Regions from separate parts of the Homo sapiens genome. Here all the other regions are linked to region 3. A link is a loop called in an ENCODE intact Hi-C map of the cell type or tissue named here. Cell type or tissue: B cell. All regions are shown on one strand. Region 1 has its middle 140 kb from the start of RASGEF1B. Region 2 has its middle 42 kb from the start of RASGEF1B. Region 3 has its middle 370 kb from the start of RASGEF1B. Region 4 has its middle 50 kb from the start of RASGEF1B.

What was found. Hi-C counts contacts between places; a loop is a spot of excess contacts. Peaks named below come from ENCODE experiments on the same cell type or tissue, not always from the same donor. Only the 100,000 strongest peaks of a DNase experiment are listed, where the experiment ranks them.
Region 1: a loop joins it to region 3, with 4 times the contacts of the local background. A loop is called at or near these places in 5 of 110 quality-filtered maps.
Region 2: a loop joins it to region 3, with 5 times the contacts of the local background. A loop is called at or near these places in 3 of 110 quality-filtered maps.
Region 4: a loop joins it to region 3, with 3 times the contacts of the local background. A loop is called at or near these places in 2 of 110 quality-filtered maps.

The regions. Positions count from the first base shown.
Region 1 is chr4:81,605,298-81,610,297 of GRCh38, reverse strand. No RefSeq gene overlaps it. Among named protein-coding and RNA genes, the nearest start is that of RASGEF1B, 140 kb to the right of the region's middle. In B cell, CTCF peaks have their summits at 2,534, 2,737 and 2,939; DNase peaks (open chromatin) are centred at 287, 3,087 and 4,787; H3K4me3 peaks cover 1,740 bases; H3K27ac peaks cover 4,842 bases.
Region 2 is chr4:81,511,010-81,516,009 of GRCh38, reverse strand. No RefSeq gene overlaps it. Among named protein-coding and RNA genes, the nearest start is that of RASGEF1B, 42 kb to the right of the region's middle. In B cell, no CTCF peak of the experiment used is centred here; a DNase peak (open chromatin) is centred at 2,709; H3K27ac peaks cover 2,443 bases.
Region 3 is chr4:81,842,853-81,847,852 of GRCh38, reverse strand. No RefSeq gene overlaps it. Among named protein-coding and RNA genes, the nearest start is that of RASGEF1B, 370 kb to the right of the region's middle. In B cell, a CTCF peak has its summit at 2,952; a DNase peak (open chromatin) is centred at 2,972.
Region 4 is chr4:81,419,655-81,424,654 of GRCh38, reverse strand. No RefSeq gene overlaps it. Among named protein-coding and RNA genes, the nearest start is that of RASGEF1B, 50 kb to the left of the region's middle. In B cell, no CTCF peak of the experiment used is centred here; DNase peaks (open chromatin) are centred at 119, 1,905 and 3,064; H3K27ac peaks cover 1,295 bases.

The sequences.
Region 1 (5,000 bases), 240 kb after region 3:
ATGTGTCTTTTTAGTAGAATCATTTATTTTCCTTTGGATATAGACTCAGTAAGGGATTACTGGGTTGAATGGTAGTTCTGTTTTAAGTTCTTTGAGAAATCTCCAATCTGCTTTCCACAGTGGCTGAACTAATTTACATTCCCAACAACAGTATATAAGTGTTCCCTTTTCCCCACAGCCCTGTCAGCACTTGTTGTTTATTGACTTTTTAATAATAGCCATCTGACTGTTGTGAGTTGGTATCTCTTCGTGGTTTTGATTTACATTTCTCTGATGATTAGTGATGCTGAACATTTTGTCACATGTTTGTCGGTCACTTGTATGTCTTCTTTTGAGAAGTGTCTGTTCCTGTCTTTTATCTACTTTTTAATGGGGTTATTCAGTTTTTGATTATTGAATCAAGTTTTTTAAAGATTCTGGATATTAGAACTCTGTCAGATAGTTTGTGAGTCTTTTCTCTCATTCTCTAGGTTGTCTGTTTACTCTGTTGATAGTTTCATTTGTTGTGCAGAAGCTCTTTAGTTTAATTAGGCCCCACTTGTCAATTTTTGCTTTTGTTGCAATTGCTTTTAAGGACTTAGTCATGAAGTCTTTGCCAAGGTCAATGTCCAGAATGGTGTTTACTAGGTTTTCTTCTAGGATTCTTATAGTTTGAGGTCTTACATTTAAATATTTAACCCATATTGAGTTTTGTATATGGTGAAAGATAGGGTCCAGTTTCATTCTTCTGCATATGGCTAGCCAGTTATCCCAGCACCATTTATTGAATAGGGAATCCTTTCCCTATTACTTATTTTTGTCAGTTTTATCGAAGATCAGATGTTCATAGGTGTGCAGCTTTATTTCTGAGTTCTCTGTTCTGTTCCACTGGTCTGTTTATATTTCTGTTTTTGTACTAATACCATGCTCTTTTGGTTACTGTAGCCATACATCATAGTTTGAAGTTGGGTAAGGTGATGCCTCCAGCTTTGTTCTTTTTGCTTAGAATTTCCTTGGCTATGCAGGCTCTTGTTTGGTTCCATATGAATTTTAGGATAATTTTTTTTCTATTCCTGCAAAAAATTGTTAGACATTGTTAGTTTGATAGGAATAGCATTAAATCTGTAGATTGCTTTGGGCGGTATGGCCATTTTAATAATATTGATTCTTGAAATCCATAAGCGTGAAATGTTTTTCCATTTGTGCCATCCATGATGGCACATGATGGCACATGATTTATTTCAGCAGTGTTTCGTAGTTCTCCTTGTAGAGATCTTTCACCATCTTGGTTAGATGTATTCCTAGGTATTTTACTAAATTTTGTGGCTATTGTAAATGGGATTGTGTTCTTGATCTGGCTCTCAGCTTGAACATTATTGCTGTATAGAAATAGTACTGATTTTTGTACATTCATTTTGTAGCCTAAAACTTTACTGAAGTCACTTATCAGTTGTAGAAGCCTTTTGGTAGAGTCTTTAGGTTTTTCTAGGCATAGAACCATATTGTCAGCAAAGAGAGATAATTTGACTTGTTCTTTTCCTATTTGTATGACTTTTATTTCTTTATATTATCTGATTTCTCTGGTTAGGACTTCCAGTACTATGTTGAAAAAGAGTGGTGAGAGTGGGCATCCTTGTCTTGTTCCTATTCCTAAGGGGAATATTTCTAGCTTATTTACATTTCTATAAATTTTTATATTACTTATAAATAAATATTTTTATATAAAATTCTTATAAAATTAGCAAGGAGCTAAGTTACAGTACTTAGAAAATATTTGCTGATTGACAATAGGTGAGGAAATCTATTTATTAAATTATAATAGAGATTCAGTGATACCTGCTATTCTACTCTGAAGAAGGCACCAGGGAAGACTAACAAGAAAATATTTTTTATTAACATGAAAAATAATAGTAGCACTTATTATGTAAGTTTATTTGCTGGACTGAATTTTAAAGTCCTCCAAGCAAGCCTATGATATAGGTACTATTCCATTTTACATTTGAGGAAACTGAGGCTTAGCAAGGCTCATTAACTTATTCACGGTCTCAAAGGTAGTAAGCTATGGAGCTGACATATTTCCGACCCCATGCTCACTGTCTCACTGTGACACAAGCTGAAGAAATTACAGGATAGAGACATAGTCAGCGATTACTCATTGAAACCAGGAACATATTGGGTACAGGCACTTGAAGCCAGTGAAGCTCATAAAAGGGACATTGGTCATCTGACACTGAGTTACTTCACCTCTGTGGTGTTTAGTTCTAACTTATAAATATGAGGCTGATGATGGCAGTTCCTCAGGGATTTGCTGTTAAGCAAAAAAGAGTTGGATGTGTGTGTGTACATACATATGTACTATATCTCTAAATACATATATATGGTACATATATATGTACTATACCTCTAATATATATACATATATAGTACACATGTACATATGTATATATGTATAAATATATAGTACATATGCGTGTATATTAGAGATAGCTGTATAAACCAGTTCAATCCTCTTGAAAAGCAATAATTGGATAGTAAATAAAAAGAGCCATAAAAATGTCTATATTTTTGGCCTGGAAATCCTACTTCTAGAAATATATTCTAAGAAATGATTCAAAAGGCAAAAAAAAAAAGAGCATATGTAATTACAGGGAGAAAATGGAAATGATAAAAATATATATCAAGATACAAAATACATTATAGTCTATGCTGATGGAACATTGTATAGTCACTAAATATTACAACTCTAGAGACTATGCAACGAGACAAAATATGTAATATGTGATGCTATGTGGATACAAGAGGTTAATACAAAGTGGTGTTCTAGCTTAATACACATGTGTTTGGATAAAGCCTGGCAGAAAACTCCAAGATATGTGAGTATGGTGAAGGGAATGTGGTGTCTTCTTTCAGAAGTCCCATTAATGTGGAGTGTTTCTTGTTTTAATGTTCTTTGTAATTGTAGCCTGGTGGTAAGTACAGGTGGTGCTGAAGATGCATGAAACATGGGGAAGGAAGGTAACCGCACAAGGGACATTTTAAAAATCAGCATGTAAAACAACCAGGAAATAGAAATTTAAAGGCAAAAATTTAGCAGAGCATTCAAGGGAAATGGGTACTGAGGGAGGTGCTGAAGAATACATTAGCAGGTCAGGCTCTAACAAGATCCTGCCAAAAAAAACTGGAAACCCAGAATGCTTGTGAGTTTGTTCTCCCCTGTGACCTTCTTTCTGCTGGCAAGCCCGTGATAATAGCCCAAAAGGAAGGAAGAAAGTGTAGCAGTATGTACAGTTTACCTAAGTTCACCAAAAACTGTACTCGACTGTAGAAAAGGGAGGAAGTCTGGTCAAGCCTGAGTGAGTCAACATTTAATCGCCCTCCACCCAGTTCTCCTCCCTTCCCAAGGCCACCTCAGCTTTATGTCTGTGTGCTTGACCCTTCCAAGGGAGGAACTCCAGCTGTGAGGGGAGGGACCAGCCCAAATCCCTATTGGTTGGTCTCAACAACCAGGTTGAGGGGCCAGAGAGAGCATGGACCAGGACAGTGGTGATGATCTACATCACATCCCCTTTTAGGAATTTTCTTTTTCCTCTGTTTCCTCTGAGTATTTGAAAGGTCACAGCTCTCTCCATATCCTAGGCCCCAGAAAGAGCCCGTAGCCTTTGAGCAGTGTGAGGAGCAACCAAAGTGCTTTGTCATCAGTTTGTTGAAAGCTCTCTACCGATGCAAGGTACAGTTATTTTTGCTCCTTAAATAATGAGTGACAGGATGAGGTTGGAGATGGGAATGGCAATCTTTAAGGTAGAATCTGCTTCCATCTCAAAACAGAACACACCGTTACTACCCTTGAGGTGAGGGGAGGAGGAGCAGGCATTGGATGGATGTGAACATCCTTGTTTTATATGGAGTATAAAATCAAGACTTCTGTGAGAGGAGGCATTCTTTCAGAACTATTAGGATAATTTGGGCTGCCTGGTGACTCAGCCTTAAGCAGATGCCACTTGGTCTGATCCCACTGCTCAATCAACTAGCTGAGCTTGCCAGATGATCCTCACATCTTTATTTCTTAAAAACCTTGATTATCGCTTTCCTTTTGCACCAGAAGTTGCTCTTATATTTCAGGCATCAGGATAAACACTGAAGGTAGTAATTACAGTTCAAGGCCTTAACAACTTCTTTGGTCTCCTTTTAGGGGTCCAATCTGGAAAGATAACACCAGATACCTTTCACATAGAGATTTCTGAGAAGTTCTGTAGCTTTTTGGAGTTCTGTAGCTCTGAAGTTGTTATGGGAAGAAGATAAGGGGACAATTACCCTCATTTTCCAGAGATCTGGAGAGGATGGCTGGTTTGCCTGAGGCTTCAACAACTTTTCTGTAATTCCCTGCTAGTCTCCTTATTCCAAGTCCATCCTCAGCGTCCACACCCCCACATTCAGCAAATGGTGAGTTAGTGTGAAACACTGTTAAGCATCAGTCACCCAGACTGTGTGTGTGTACATACATATGCACCATATCTCTAATACATATAATACATATATACATAGTACATACAAAACCCTGTAGGTGGGAAAAGCCTGAAATGAGGATGGGGGATAGGAAAAGGGAAATGCTATTTAATAATAACTATATGTCCCTCATTGTTCTGTGTTTTGCATATGAACCCACTGTTTCAGAAGTTCCCTTTTATGTGTGGCCCAGACTTACGTTTTTCCACCAAATAAATAATTTATAAGTAAGAAATCTATGCTTTGCAACTGCTGGGTTGTTTTGGTCTTAGGTATACCCAGTGTAAATGTATCAGGGGAATGTTTGGTCTAAAGAAAATCAGGCTGCATAACACCTTAAGAAAGCTAGTTACATGTTGCCATAGCAACTGGAGGAGCCTCAGAGTGAAGGGCAGAGTTCTTCAGATTCATCTACTGCCTCTGCAGATTGACTTCCTTGAAACAGAATCATGTTTCACAATCATCGATACTGAACAGTTATTTTCATTTTTAAAAAGTTACAACCTTAAGTTGATATA
Region 2 (5,000 bases), 330 kb after region 3:
TTTTTCCTACTATTTTGAAATTAATTTATTCCCTGATTTGAAAAATAACAATCTAATATTTTATTTATATAAATGACTCTTATGGATATTAGTGATATCAGCCTTCAGTTCATTTTTGTAACCAACGCTTAGCTTCCTATAGGTTGTTACATCTGACTTTCATGTGTTTTCTATATACTTTTATTTCAAACCAGTAGCATTATTGGGGCAAACACATGTATTCTGTGGTGCATAAAATACTGACTATTTAGTCAATACTATATCAAGTTAAATAGTAACATATTTAGAAGTTAAAATAGGCCAGGCACGGTGGCTCAAGCCTGTAATCCCAGCATTTTGGGAGGCCAAGATGGGCGGATCACTTGAGGTCAGGAATTCAAGACCAGCCTGGCCAACATGGTGAAAACCCATCTCTACCAAAAAATACAAAAATTAGCCAGGTGTGGTGGTGCATCCCTGTAGTTCCAGCTACTCAGGAGGCTGAGGTGGAAAAATTGCTTGAATGACAGAGTGAGACCCTATCCCCCCAAAAAAAAAGTTAAAATAATTTTTTTTTTTCTAAATGTACCAAGACATTTCACTACTGGTTGTCAGTAAGAGAAACATGTCCAAGTTCCCTCACCAGGAAATATGTGGCCCTCTGTGTCCTGGCTCCTGCCCTCCCCTCTGCTCACTCCCTAATGCCACTCCTTCCCCCTTCAGCATCACTAAACCACTTGCAGGTCTCAGCGCCCCCATGCTGTTTATCACATAGTAGGTGCTTAGTTAATATTTGATAAGTTGATGAATGACCAATAAACTTGAATGACTAATGAGCTTTCTGATACTGGTTTACTTTTCCAGAAGGGTTTCTTGTTACAGAAACTAGATAGGCTAAATTCCCTAATATATGTACACCCCATTACTCTTAATAATTATGTGTAATTTTCTATATTATTAAATTAGCTTTTATAAGCCAGTCTCTCCTGAGTTTAGTGAACATGGATCAAACCATCTATATAGAAAAATTGGTGAAACAATGAGCCTATGGCTTGAAACATACACTGTAGAAAGAAGCATCCAAGTAGCACAAAACAGCTTAACTCACCTCCATGCACATGACCCTAGCAGAGTTTCTGACCCAAAATTTGTCTCCAGTCCATCCTAGATAGCAATAACCTCTCCAAAATTCTGCTGTCGTTCTTTTTCTGAAGGGCTCATAAATCAGATGTTATTAGTTAGGATAATCTTCAAGGCTCTTTGTTGACTGGTCCCAATATACTCTTTTTGAGCCATTTTCCCCAATGAAGCTCTCTATTCCAAGTAGGTCAGTTTCTTGAAGACATATGCTCTGTTCATTTCTACCTTCAAATCTTAACCTATATTCTTTCAGTTAAAGAAGTCTCCTGAGTTTATTTGTTTTTAAAGTGGTCTGTTTTGCTTATGCCAATTAAAATTCTGTGTATCAAAAAAACCTAAATAAAACCCATCTCATTCCCATAATCTTTCTTGGCATCTGCTGTTTATACCATAACATCTAATAACTTGTCTGTATGTGCTCTACTTGCTTCCCAGTTGCATTTTATTCATACATCTTGTCTGCTCAAACAAAGGACTGTTCTTTTGAGACCTAGGTTTGGTTTTTTGCTTCCTTGTCATTTCTCCTAATGCCTACCACAGAGCTGACTGGACTGTGGATACCAATTAGACTGAATCTCCAGAAAGCACTTTCAAATTGGGAGGCAGAGAATGAAGGAAATGGATACATACTATCTGCCATGATGGGTATTTGTTATCTAAAGTAATCCTCACAAAATGCTGCCAAGCATTTATTATTAACCTTACCTTTTAGAGATGAAGAAGCAGATGTTCACAAAAGCTAAGTTACTTGCCCAGTGCCACATGGCTAGTGTGTGGCAGAGCTGGAATCTGAAAACAGATGTTTGATGTCAAAGCATTTCTTTTTTTCCCCTCTTTTTACTCAATATTTTGCAATGGTAGCAATCTTTAAGACTGAGGAGTATGTTACTATGCATTCTTAGTGGGTAATTTCATGAAAAAATTAGTTTTGCCTATAAAATGGCATTATCATCTTTCTTTTAAAATAAAATTAAAATTGCATAGAAGACAGCTTATCATTATCAAATAAAATATGGAAACATAAGGGGAATCATCAGGGAAATGAAGTCAGTAGGGAAATAAAAACCTTGCCCAGGTTAGTTAACTAAGAAATCCTGAGTTTAGACAAACTTCAGGCTCCCAGACTTTTTGGAGAGGCAGCAAGAATATCAAAGTATATTTTCTATTGCCTGGAAAAGGGTCTTTCAAAGATCCACATTGTTTTTCTTCATTTCTCTCTTGCTTAACTTTAGAAGACAAAGTAAGATAGTGCAAGTTTGATTTCTAATACTTTCCAAAACAAAACCTAGGCCCAGTATACTAAGAAGGCAAAATGGCAAAAAAGCAAATTAAAAAAAATTTTTTCATTAAAACCCAGTTCCTTTTTCTACCTATAAACCTCAACCACATTACCCATTCTCCCTGTTCCTGTGCCCCCAGCTGCCCTGGAAACAGAGTATTTGTTTAATATCTTTTTCTCTGTTAAGCTTTTTCTTTCTCTTTGGTTTCTCACTGAATGGGGGACACCTGTGTTGTGTAGTGGGCATGCTGGGGGGAGGCCAACCGCATCTCCTGAGCTATAGCAGAGGGAGGGAGGGTTCATCCTGTCTCACAGGAGGAAAACTCCCCCTGAGAAACTTTCAAGGCCTTTTTGTGGGATGACTACAGAAAAATACATTTTATTGACATCTTGGTTGTTTCCAGTTATTCCCATCATTTCTCCTGCCTGTGAGATCTGGAAACTCACATGCTAAGTCATACACATGTAATTCCTCTAGCTGACAGACATCATTCGGAGGCTGCATAATAAGAGGAAGGGAAAGGGGGAGGGGGAGGAGGGGGGGGCTTTCTGAGGAGGCTGAAGCTTTCCTTACATAGAAAAACCATTTCCCTTTATTCTAACCCCAGGCTTGTTTTAATTTCAAGCTATTAATTTGAAATAGCTAATCAGTTGCTACAGGCATACACACACTGCCGGGACTGCAAAATACCTGCCCTTTTCTAATCAACCCCAAAGTGATAATGATTTATATGTATAATGTGCACTTAGTCTGTAAAGCCCAGGCACTTTGCACGAGATGATTTGTGGAGATTATTCAGTAGGATTTTCTAATTCATACTAATGTCTGGGAGGCCCATGGAGGATTCTCACATTTTCATGATTGAACAAGAGAGTGAACACACACATTTTTTTAAAAACACAAACTCTAGGAAGAGGTTTCACAAAGCTTATTTTATGCATTTCCTTGGACAAGTATCACTTTGTTTTGAATGTTTATCATTCTCCATGGGGTACTAGTGGAAATGCCCTAGGAGTCCCTAAAGAGAAGTGAAGCTTACATGGCCTGAGTTTTCATTGCTGCTTCAATACCAAATAGTTACCGGGAAGCAGGATGGGTTTCTTCATTTAAATGAGAATTATTTGGTTTGGCTTAATGAAGCAAGAATTAACTGTTAGCCGTATCACTTAACCCACTGCTGTGATGTATCTATCTTTATTAAGGAAATCTAATACATTCTTGGCAGGTTGCAGCAACCTACACATTTGAGAGAATTGGTAAGAAAGAAGACTATTGATTTTAATTGGAATGACAGCAGGAATTTGAGAGAATGCAGTAATCTGCACTGAAATGGATGTTACCACTATCCCAGCTACAGTGTGTGTCCTGTCTTCCACCCAAACGGTCAATCAGATCTTCACTGACATTGCAAAGTGTTGTCTTGACTACCCCTACTTAAATCCCACTCTGGAGATTCCATTTCCATAATGGACCACTCTCTCGAGGGAAAACACAGCTGCAGCATCATTAAGTGCCCAACCCAGCATAGCACCTTCCCTTGGAGTTCTGCCATTCAAGTCAATTGCAGTGTTGACCCAAATGAGATTATTAAATATCTTGGGAACATTATAATCCCAAGAAACATGGTGGCCAAAAGACCAATTTATACTTACTTAAATTTGACTCATCTTTCCCAGAAAGCCTTTCTCAAACTAAAGTTTAATTCAATATAATAATTGAAATATACTCACCATCCAAATGGGTAGATTCCTGAGGTCAAATGCTTTAATTATTGGGGCCATTATAACATTAGAGACAGGGAGTCATGAGAAAGAAAAAGTCTGGCAAACAAGGGAAGTAACTGAGGATTTGTAAAAGTCTGGCAAACAAGGGAAGTGACTGAGGATTTGTTTTTTAAATAGAAATTCTATTTGTATGTCGCTTCACAGGAGTGCTATTTTATTTTAGTACCTGCCTCTCAATGGTCTCAGTATACTTTACCAATAACACCTTTTTATCATTTATGTGTCTCAGGTTCTGACTTTTGCAACTTCCAAAATATGCCTTTTGCCAGTAATAAGTGAGAATTAAAAAAATTACAGCATATTCCTGAAACATCATTTGGGTAGAATAATTTTTTTGTTCCTTTCCATATATCCTTATTGTTGGTTCCTATCCTAATATTTTAAGAAGGAAAGAAATCCTATTGTGCCTAGAATAGGTATAAATATGAACATCTTCAGGCCCCTCTTTACAGACTTTGTTTACTATTCAGTATTGGATATATGGAAAAATAAGCAGAAGAATAGTGAATTAGCTTGTGTTGCATGTCACTAAGGTTGCAAATTTATGAAGTGAATCAGACTTCAGATCCAATACTTGCCAAATACTGCTTGGACAGTTATATTTTGAGCAATTATTTGCCGAAGATATGTCTGCAGAATACACGGATACCTTGGGAAGAGGTATTGATCATTTCAACTCCCCCCAGCCAATTCTGAACAAATGACTGTACATGTTTTTAAGGGAACTGAGCATGTTCCCTAAGGATGCCCCGTAGTTTTTCTGGTCCAGTGTTTCTCTATTCCTGTTATCACAGTCATATTCCAGCTGAGGTAATTC
Region 3 (5,000 bases):
AGAACAGTAAAAAGGCTCTTACTGGACTGTCTTCAGATTCCCTGGAAACACACACTGACATGGGGATTTGTGTGCAAGAAGTTTATTGGGGAGTGCTCTGAGGATGAGATCAACACCTGTAGAAAAGAGGGAGCAGGAAGCAGGCTGAGCAGCTGCAATGGAGGCCCCAGCTGATCCGTGGGAGAGTTCTGAAGCTGAGCGGCACCTTAGAGTTGCTCTGCCTTGGGTCGAGAGGACCGAGTCTTTATACCACTATTATTGGAAAGGTCTAGTGACCTTGGGCTAGGCAGCATGCTGGCTAAAGGCAATCACTAGAAAATAACTCAGCTGAGAGCCATCTTCTACTAACAGTCCCAGCAGCTGAAGGAGTGAGTGCTCCAGTCCTGAGGAGGAGATGTGGGCAGGGCACTGCAGCAGCCAAGGCTACACTAATGCCATTGGGGTGTTGGTCAGTGATTTCAAAAAGTCAGTCAAAGAGGAGAATCATAAAAAATGATACATACACCCACAAATACTCTATTTCAACTTAAAATATAGGAATGTGAGTTGATTTGCCTTTTACTTATAGGAATAAGGCCTTTGAGTATGGGCCACTGGTTGATGTTTTACATCTTGTGCAGATAACATAAAGAGATCATTGTGTAAAATGTTCTGTTTCAGCTTATTTAGAGATGCTTGTGAAACATGGTTGTCTTTTTTACACATAATTTGAAAGCAATATTTTTAGTGATTTGCCTATATTATGTTTTAGTTTTTAAATTTGATTTTATATTTTCTCATATCATAAAAGTACATATTTTAAAGCATCAAACAGTCCTACAAACCTTATAATTAAAAACAGTAGTATTTCATTCCACCTCTCCCTGCTCTTAATACCTACTATTCTCTGTAGGCAATCACTTCAACTCCCTTTTCCATTTTTCATTTGGATTCACCTCTATACAAACATCCCTGTGCTTATGTTATTTTTTGTGTTAATTTTTCAATTTTGGATATTTTCTTTTTCTGAGACAGGGTCTTGCTCTGTCACTCAGACTGGAGTGCAGTGGCACTATCATGGCTCACTGCAGCCTCAACCTCCTGGGCTCAAGCAATCCTCCCACCTCAGCCTCCCTCCGAGTAGTTGGGATTACGTCTGTGCCACCATGCCTGGCTTATTTTTTAGTTTTTTGTTGAGTTTAGGGTCTTGCTGTGTGGCCCAGGCTGGTCTCAAACTCCTGGGCTCAAGTGATTCTCCTGCCTCGGCCTCCCAAAGTGCCAGAATTACAGGCATGAGCTACCATGTCCAGCTAGTTTTAGATGTCTATTCATGCCTTCTACAGAAACTGATGAGTTTTCTTACATCCCCTATCTCTGTCTCCCTCGCCCTGTTCTTCAACACATACTTCCCCTCTTGTCTTCCAAACATGATTGTTTGAAAGTTGTAGCTTCTATCATTGAGCCTGTGTTACTATCACTTAACAGCTGAGCCATGTATTACAATATGATTGCATTTACTTTTCTATGTAACTTTTATAGTTTTTTTCTTTTTTTGGACTTAGTAGTTACCAATAATACTTTGTCTCAATTTCTTGAACTGTAAAATGGTCATAGTAACTGTATCTATCTCGTAGAGTTGTCAAAACTGTATGTTTAACTATTAGTTTTCATGGACTTTGTTTTTTATGTACTAATCCCTAATTCATCTTAAACTTTCTAACAGAGCCGTAAATATCTTTTTAATATACTTGATTTTATATTAAATGCTCAATGAATAAGCGTTGAAAACTATAGCCAATACTCTAATCTGCGCTGTATGAATGACAAAGCCATTTAATTGCAAGAGCAATGCATTTAGAATTCTTGGCAAGGCCTGAAACTGCCCCTTCCTAGCTGTGTGACCTTTGGCTAGCATATTTGAGTCACAGCTTTATCATCTGCAAATGGGAGAATTGGATTAGATAGTCCCTAGGGTCTCTTCCAGCACCATGATTCTATTATGGAGAAAAGCATATGCAGAAAATACCAAACTATGTAAAATATGTCAATGAAAAGAGTCAAACTCTAAAATATTTTGAAGGAATTTATTCTGAGCCAGATATCAAAGACCAGTGACGTGTGACATAGCCCTCAAGAGATCCTGAGAACATGTACCCAAGGTGGTCAGGATACAGTTTGATTTTATACATTTTAGGGAGACACAAGGCGTCAGCCAGTATTTGTAAGAGATACATTGGTTTGGTCAGGAAAGGCAGGACCACTGGAATCGAGGGCTTCCAGGTCATAGGTAGATTCAAGGATTTTCTGATTGGCAATTGGTTTAAAGAGTTAAAGAGTTTAAAGGCCTTGACTCAATAGAAAAGAATGTCTTGGTTAAGATAAGGAGTTGTGGACACCAACCAACCCCTTATCTTATGCAGAGGAGGTCTCCAGAGAGCTGACTTTAGAGATAATAGATTATAAATGTTTCTTATCAGAGTTGATTTCTTTCTCCTAGATCAGGAAAAAGGAAGGAAAAGCAAGGGGATTCTCTTCAGAATGTAGATTTTCCCCAAATCAGTCAGCTTTGCAGGACTATTTCAGGACATGGCAAATAAAACATATTTGGGCTTGAACTACTTTGATTTCCTTCTTTATCTGTCGTGTGATGTTATGCCAGAGTCAGGTTGGAAAGTGAGCCACATTATATAGGGTTAAATAAAACCCCTTTGATGAGACATTATGGATTGTAGGGTGTAACCCACCAGTCCCCTTAGATACAAATTTGGGCAAGAGAAGAAAAAGGTCAGTGTTTAGTTCTCAAATGTAAGATTGCAATGACATAGCTTCTACCACCTCTAGCACCACCTCCAGAAGACCTCTTAATAACCTTCTGGGCAGGATTATGCGACATCACTCACACTATGATAAAGGAGAATTTTGTTGAGTCATTTTATACAAACAATTGTCCTACCCCTTTGGGACACCTAGTTGTAATTTGCGGGCACCACCACTAAATGTCGCTATAGGTTACATAACTAAGTGGTCAGGAGTGCTCTATGTGTGTGTTGTTCTACAAGCTTTGAAAACTACCATTTAATCTCCTTATAGATTTAGAACTACATACCTTAAGTACTTAAACCAAAGTATTAAAAAACCTTGAAATTAAGATTTTTAAAGAAGGCGGTAAAACACAAAATGCTCTTTATTTCTTCCTTCCATATGCCTTTTCCCTCAAATGTTGTTTCTGTGTATCTAGTCACTGGTATAAACCAAGTAAACTGGTATTTAAAGGAACTCTTAACTGAGCAATTGCTTGACTCTCAGGCCTGCACCTTAATGATTTTTCTTTCCTCCAAAGATAAGAGATTAAGCAATAGGAGGAAATACGGGTCTCTTTGTTTTCTGTTTCTTGTGTCTGTTGTATTTCCAAGCTTATCTAAAATCCTAGACACTTTAATGTATTTTATTGATTTTACAAAAATATGCACATATTTTATATTTTAACATTTCTGAAATTATGATGCTTTATATAATTAATAGCAACATACAATTATATTGGTAGCACTTCTCTTTCTTAGTGATATCTCATAATCAACTTTTAATTTGATAAAATATTGTATCTGATATTATAATGTATCCATCTGAATTTATTAGAGTTCAGGGTTGTCTTAAAGAGTTGTTTGACAGGGGAACTTCGTTTTCTAATCAATTTTTAAAATTTTTTTCATTTTATTTTATTGTATTTTTAGAGTCTTGCTCTGTTGCCCAGGCTGGAGTTCAATGGTGTGATCTCGGCTCACTGCAACCTCCACCTCCCGGGTTCAAGTGGTTCTTGTGCCTCAGCCTCTTGAGTAGCTGGGATTACAGCCATGCGTCATCACACCTGGCTAATTTTTGTATTTTTAGTAGAAACGGGGTTTCGCCATGTTGGCCAGGCTGGTCTTGAACTCCTGGCCTCAAGTGATCCTCCCAAAGTGCTGGGATAACAGGCATGAGCTAACGTGCCTGGCCTCTAATAAAATTTTGTAGGGAGTTAAGAGTGGAAGAGATAATAATATTTATTGAATGTCCAGTATAGTCTGGACGTATGCACTTTGCGAATATGATGTATTTAATACTCATATGCTGGAAAGTGGGCTTTTTTTCTTTCTATTTTATGGGTGAGAAAACCGAGGCCTAGAAAGGTCAGTAACTTGTACAACTTGTAACTTGTCATACTACTAGTACGGGTCACTGTTTGAAATGGTGTATTTCTGATTATAAATCTTAGACTTTTCCTACCCTGTTACATTGATATTTTACCGTTCCCTTTAATACCAGAACATTTTTCTAACATATAGAACTCAGCCCTCTTTGAATAATGTAGTTTTCTGACAATCCTTTAAAAATATTGATTAAAAATCTTTGATTAAACAACCTAAGAATGATTTTTCTGAACTCTAGTCTCAATCTTTGTGATCAAAAGGGTAGAACCAGAACTCGATGTCTCCGAGAGGTGAATTGCTTCTCCAGAGAGTAATGGTGCTCTGCAAGAGACAGCATGGGGTGTGTCAAACTCATGTAGAGTGTTTGGATCCCCTTAGTCTTCTGGTAGACCACTTGAGGAGACAGTTTTCAAAATGCCTTGAATTGAAACAAACAACCCCCAACCAAAAAAATAAAAAAATAAAAATAAAACCCCAAGGAATATTTCCTCCAAGTCTCTTCCTTATAGAAAGCTAGTTTATCAGCTCTATGTTATGGTTTCTGTCAGAGTCCATAAGTGTCCTGGAGATCCAGGCTGTAGGCAAGATGCAGTTGATAGGAAATGCTTAGTCAATGTCCCTTTACTTCCCAAGGGGCAAGGCTGAGAAATGAAGAGCAACTTCCTTTCGTACATCTTTGCTTTGACAGTCCTCTGCGTTCAAATGGCACTCACTGGTAAAGACAAGGGCAGAGAGAGAAGAAAACAGCTTACTGATTGTCACTGTGTTTTCACAGGCCAGAGGTACCTAAATTTCAATTCCCAGCAACTCTCAGAAACTGCTGAAATGCATTGC
Region 4 (5,000 bases), 420 kb after region 3:
AAGCCTGGGTAAATACAAGCATAAACAACATCAGGCAATGCCAGTCGATAGACTGCGATTCCAGGATGTGTTCTGTCCAGGCCTGCCGTTCATTCCAAAGGCCTGCATTTCAAAGCTGCAGGCTTGGAGCTGGGACTGCTGGGAAGGTGGGGGGCAGGGTTCAGAACTGGTTGGGCTTAGGAAGGTACCAGGAGAGTGCACCTTCTAGTACTTGAAATGTCCCTCCATTTTGAGGACACAGGAGTGGCCTACCTTTCATCTAACAAAGACAAGAGAATTGAACGCTGATTGTCTTTGTCTTTGAAGGGTTTATTGCTTTACCTCTTCACTTCACCTGGCTTTGGCACCTCTGTCATTTCTTCATTTACTGTTTTTTCTAGCATACTTTTAACTTCTTTCTGTACTTTCTCTTTCCAACTGCTGTCCACATGCCACCTGTGTATAGAATCCCAAGAAAACATAACCCACCATTAGAATTTTAGTTGCTAAACTATATAAGAACTTTGAGCTGTAGATTAACATCCTCTACCTTCCTTTGGTGCCATTTGTTTACCCCTTTTTCCGAACAAAAAACAATACCTGCCCCTGTTCCAAAGGTGTCTTACTATTCCAATAAAGAATGCATGCCTGGGAATAAAAAGAAGCTTAGACTACTGTTCCAATGGAGCTAAGTGTTCAAAGAAATTCCTGAATTCATTTCCTGGGGGAAAAAATGTGGTTAGTGACCTGGAAACTACTAACAACTTATAAAACTCAATACTCTGATGGCGACTCTGTTCGCTTTACCCCTAAGACATCTTGAAAGGAAAGACTTTTGTCAGAGTTGGGCTTCTAAAGTTTTAATAGGAAATTGAGGCACTTTCTGTATAATTCAAGCCAAAGATTTTTTTTTTTCTGGGTTTGAATGATTGGATAATTGCCTCAATTCTCTGTTCCATGTAATTGAGATCACTTGACTCTTCTTAGTGCTAATAAAGAGATGTTGGGATTCACGGTTTATTAACCAAACTTTTCAGTTTGTGGACCTGTCATTCAAAACTGCAAACAAGGCTGATCCCATGCAAAATAGACTACTGCCTTTATGCTGTACTAAGAATCAGTCCCTCTTAAAGGATGCATTTATAACCTTTATGCAATGAGGAAATTTCCAGGTAGCCAATTTTCTTTATAGTGCTACCAGCCTTCAGCAAGCTTAAACTCTGCCCTGCAAGCCTGAAACCCTGCTTCTCTAAGATTCTACATAACAGGAGATTAAACATCCAAATGTGTATAATCGCATTCTGGACAGTATGAAGAAGCTGTCTTGGAATATTGTTAACTATTAGAATACTTAAAGTGTGCACATCACCCAATTTAGGATTTCTTGGTAATAGTAGCCTATACTTTAGAAAATTAAAGAGGAGGAAGGGGCCGGGCACAGCGGCTCACACCTATAATCCCAGCACTTTGGGAGGCCGAGGTGGGCAGATCACTTGAGGTCAGGAGTTTGAGACCAGCTTGGCCAACATGGAGAAACGCCATCTCTACTAAAAATACAACAAATAATTAGCCAGGTGTGGTGGCCTGTGCCTGTAATCCCAGCTACTTTGGAGGCTGAGGCAGGGAATCGCTTGAACCTGGGAAGCGGAGGTTGCAGTGAGCCAAGATTGCACCACTGCACTCCAGCTAGGGTGACAGAGTGTGACCCTGTCTCCAAAAAAAAAAAAAAAAAAGGAAACTGATGTTTCTGAGAATAAAAAGGAAAATTACTCCTTGATGGATGTCAAACCAGTGGGTTTTCTACAATGAAACAAAGTTTGCTTGCTTTCTTTCCACCCACACTGCTTGGAGAAAATGAAAGTTAGCAAAAATCACCTTTCTCCAGATGAATCGTTGTGGGAAAGTAAGTTTAGCAGAATGTGCTGTCAACTTGGTTGAGATAAGGCAGTTGGAGGACTGGCATTATTAAATTTTCTGTGGTGCAATTAGGGGTCCTCCTAAGTGCAGGTGAGCTGTGGTGAGGAGTTAATGTATGCTCAGTAAATATGTGCTGAATGCATGAGCAAGGCAGTTATTAATCTGGTTATCATTGGGGATTCACAAATTTCACTTTATATCTTGTAACAAATCTCAAATTGTGCCCCTGAAACATCTGGATTTTGAAAAGTGATTCCAATCCATTGTCATGGGTGGCACTATTCCCAGAAATCAACAAAGGAAATCCAAGCCACTGAGGGTTTTTAAAAAATTTTGAGTATTAACTAGACTGTTATACTCTTCTGTGTTTATATGTAGTACCAATAATCAAGACAATAAATCCATCTTTAACAATAATATAAAAAGTCATCATTAAAAACAAACTAGGACCAACATGGTTTAGGATCTTGGGAGAAATCTGAAATCCCTCCCGTGAGAATTCTTGTCTCAGAATGTGAAAACGAAGTGCTAAACCTCACTCTCCCCAGATTTCTAGGATTTTGTGGAAGCTTTCCCGCCTTTCTGAACTTCTGTCCTCATCTGTGAGTAATGGGTCTGGACTAATTGAGATGGAATGGGCCTTCAGGGGTCTGTGGTTTGGGAAAGCACTTTCTCAGTTTGCTGGATTAAAAGGTAGATTAGCAAGTAAATGCAGCATCCTACATATGGGCCTCCAACCTCTTCCTGTCTGACTCTTTTGTTCTTTAATTGTACTTGAAGAGGGAAGGGATAAGAGGCTAATTGCTACTCGCTAGGACACAATGCAGTGATAAAGGCTTCACTCACCCCTACCCCTCCAGTTGCAGGCGGTCACACAACTATATACAGTTCTTCATGGTAAAGAGTGATTATTACCCAGACCAGGAATTAGAAAATACCCTTTGTGAAAGGTCAGTTGTATGATTTCAAAGGTGCTAGATTAAGAAAGCATAGTCTAAAGACTGCAAAAATAGCTGTGTTGTGTAGACTACATCTTTGTCATAGCAGCTGTTGTAATTGCGCTTGTTGACATAGATAACATATAACTTGCCTGGTCACACCTAGTCATTTGCAAATGAGTCACTTCTTGGCTCAAAGGACCAAGACTTAGAGAAGTGATAGTCAGAGCCAACTTCCGCATTTTGTCAACGTTCACTCCTTAGGCCAGAGTGGGGACCTCCTTGAAGGCTGTCCTGCCAGGGTAAGCTGAAGAATTTGACATACATGTTAGGGAAAGTCCTCCAGTGAAAGAAACCAGGGCATATATCAGTCCCAAGTGGGTGAATACCTTCTTTCCTTGGGCTATAAATACTCTCTGAATCCTACTCCAAGTAGGCCTCTTCTGCAAAAGAGGAATGATCAAAGGAAAAAGACAAAAACTAGTAAGAGGAAGAAAAATGTTGAGGAGATGTAAATAACAAATTAAATAGCTTTTGACAAGGGAGAGTTTAAGAAGAGGTATGACAGTAGTATCTTTCATGCGCGTCCGTGTGAAGAGACCACCAAACAGGCTTTGTGTGAGCAATAAAGCTTTTAATCACCTGGGTGCAGGCGGGCTGAATCCGAAAAGAGAGTCAGCAAAGGGAGATGGGGTGGGGCCATTTTATAAGATTTGGGTAAGGAAAGGAAAATTATAGTCAAAGGGGGGTTGTTCTCTGGCGGGCAGGAGTGGGGGTCGCAAGGTGCTCAGTGGGGGAGCTTTTTGAGCCAGGATGAGCCAGGAAAAGGACTTTCACAAGGTAATGTCATCACTTAAGGCACGGACCGGCCATTTTCACTTCTTTCGGGGTGGAATGTCATCAGTTAAGGTGGGGCAGGGCATATTCACTTCTTTTGTGGTTCTTCAGTTACTTCAGGCCATCTGGGCGTATACGTGCAAGTCACCGGGGAAGCGATGGCTTGGTTTGGGCTCAGAGGCCTGACAGTGTCCAAGCATCTGAAGCATTTGAACTCATTTAAAATCTAATAAGAAAACAATGAAGCTAGGAAATATATTCTCTTGGGAGATCACAAATTATTTGCTAATAAAATATATATTAGGTAAATGAACTGAACTAGATAATTAGGGGGATTATTTTCAATTACAGTAACTCACTGAACTGACTCAATAAAATCAATTTCATAAAATTCTGGAAGCTAGGTATCACCAACACCTTTCTACCTATTCAAAAATTAGCATGGCCTTTGTGAAGGGCAAAGAGGAACTAGATGGAGTGCTTGCTCTCTCAGTTTAGACTTAGAACAAAGAATAACCTAAGAGGTTCTTAGCATCTCCCCCAAAAGGCTCCGGAATTGTAAAATGCTGTTTCCTTTAGGATATTTTTACAAAATTTGTCTTAAAGATTAATCCAACCTATAATGGCCCAGGTTTATAGTGGAATAAGTGTGATCCCTTAGCTCTACTCTTATATTTAATAAGAGCAGATGAGAGTGCAGGTCTATTACTAAATTTTATAAGAAGGTGAGAGTGCAGGTCTATTACCAAAATAGTCTTACTAGTAGGACTTGTGTGTTCAGAGAGTTCACAGCACGGTGAAGGCAGTTCTTTGGTTTTTCTCCTCAAGGTTGACGCTGCCAATCTTGAATGAGCCTGAAGGGGTCTTTACTCTGCTTTCCTGCAGGCCCAGGTGTAGGCTGTGGACCTTCAATTTCCAGCAGGTGTAGGCTGTGGACCTTCAATTTCCAGGCTCTTTTTCTGCTCAATGGAACTAGCAGTACTATGGTTCTACAAGAGGTGAAAGGAATGAAGGAGGAGAGTTCTGCTGATTGGCTACCCATTACAGCATGACTCCCAAGTGATATGATATCTAGAGAGCCTCTCTTTTCTTTGCCTTAACGAAGGGTCCTATCTATTATCCTTGCTTCCTGGGTCTGGGCCCCAGGAGGTCAGTGGGCAGGTACCCATCCTCATCTGCAGAGGATTGGGGGATGAAGAGAGAAAAGTCAGCCCTGCTAATAACTGACGACACCATTTCCAATGAGGCTGGTAAGTTCCCAGCTCTCATCCTACTTCCTAACATGCTCTATGTTTTGAAACTTCCCGTCAGTCTTCTCTCCAAATTGAG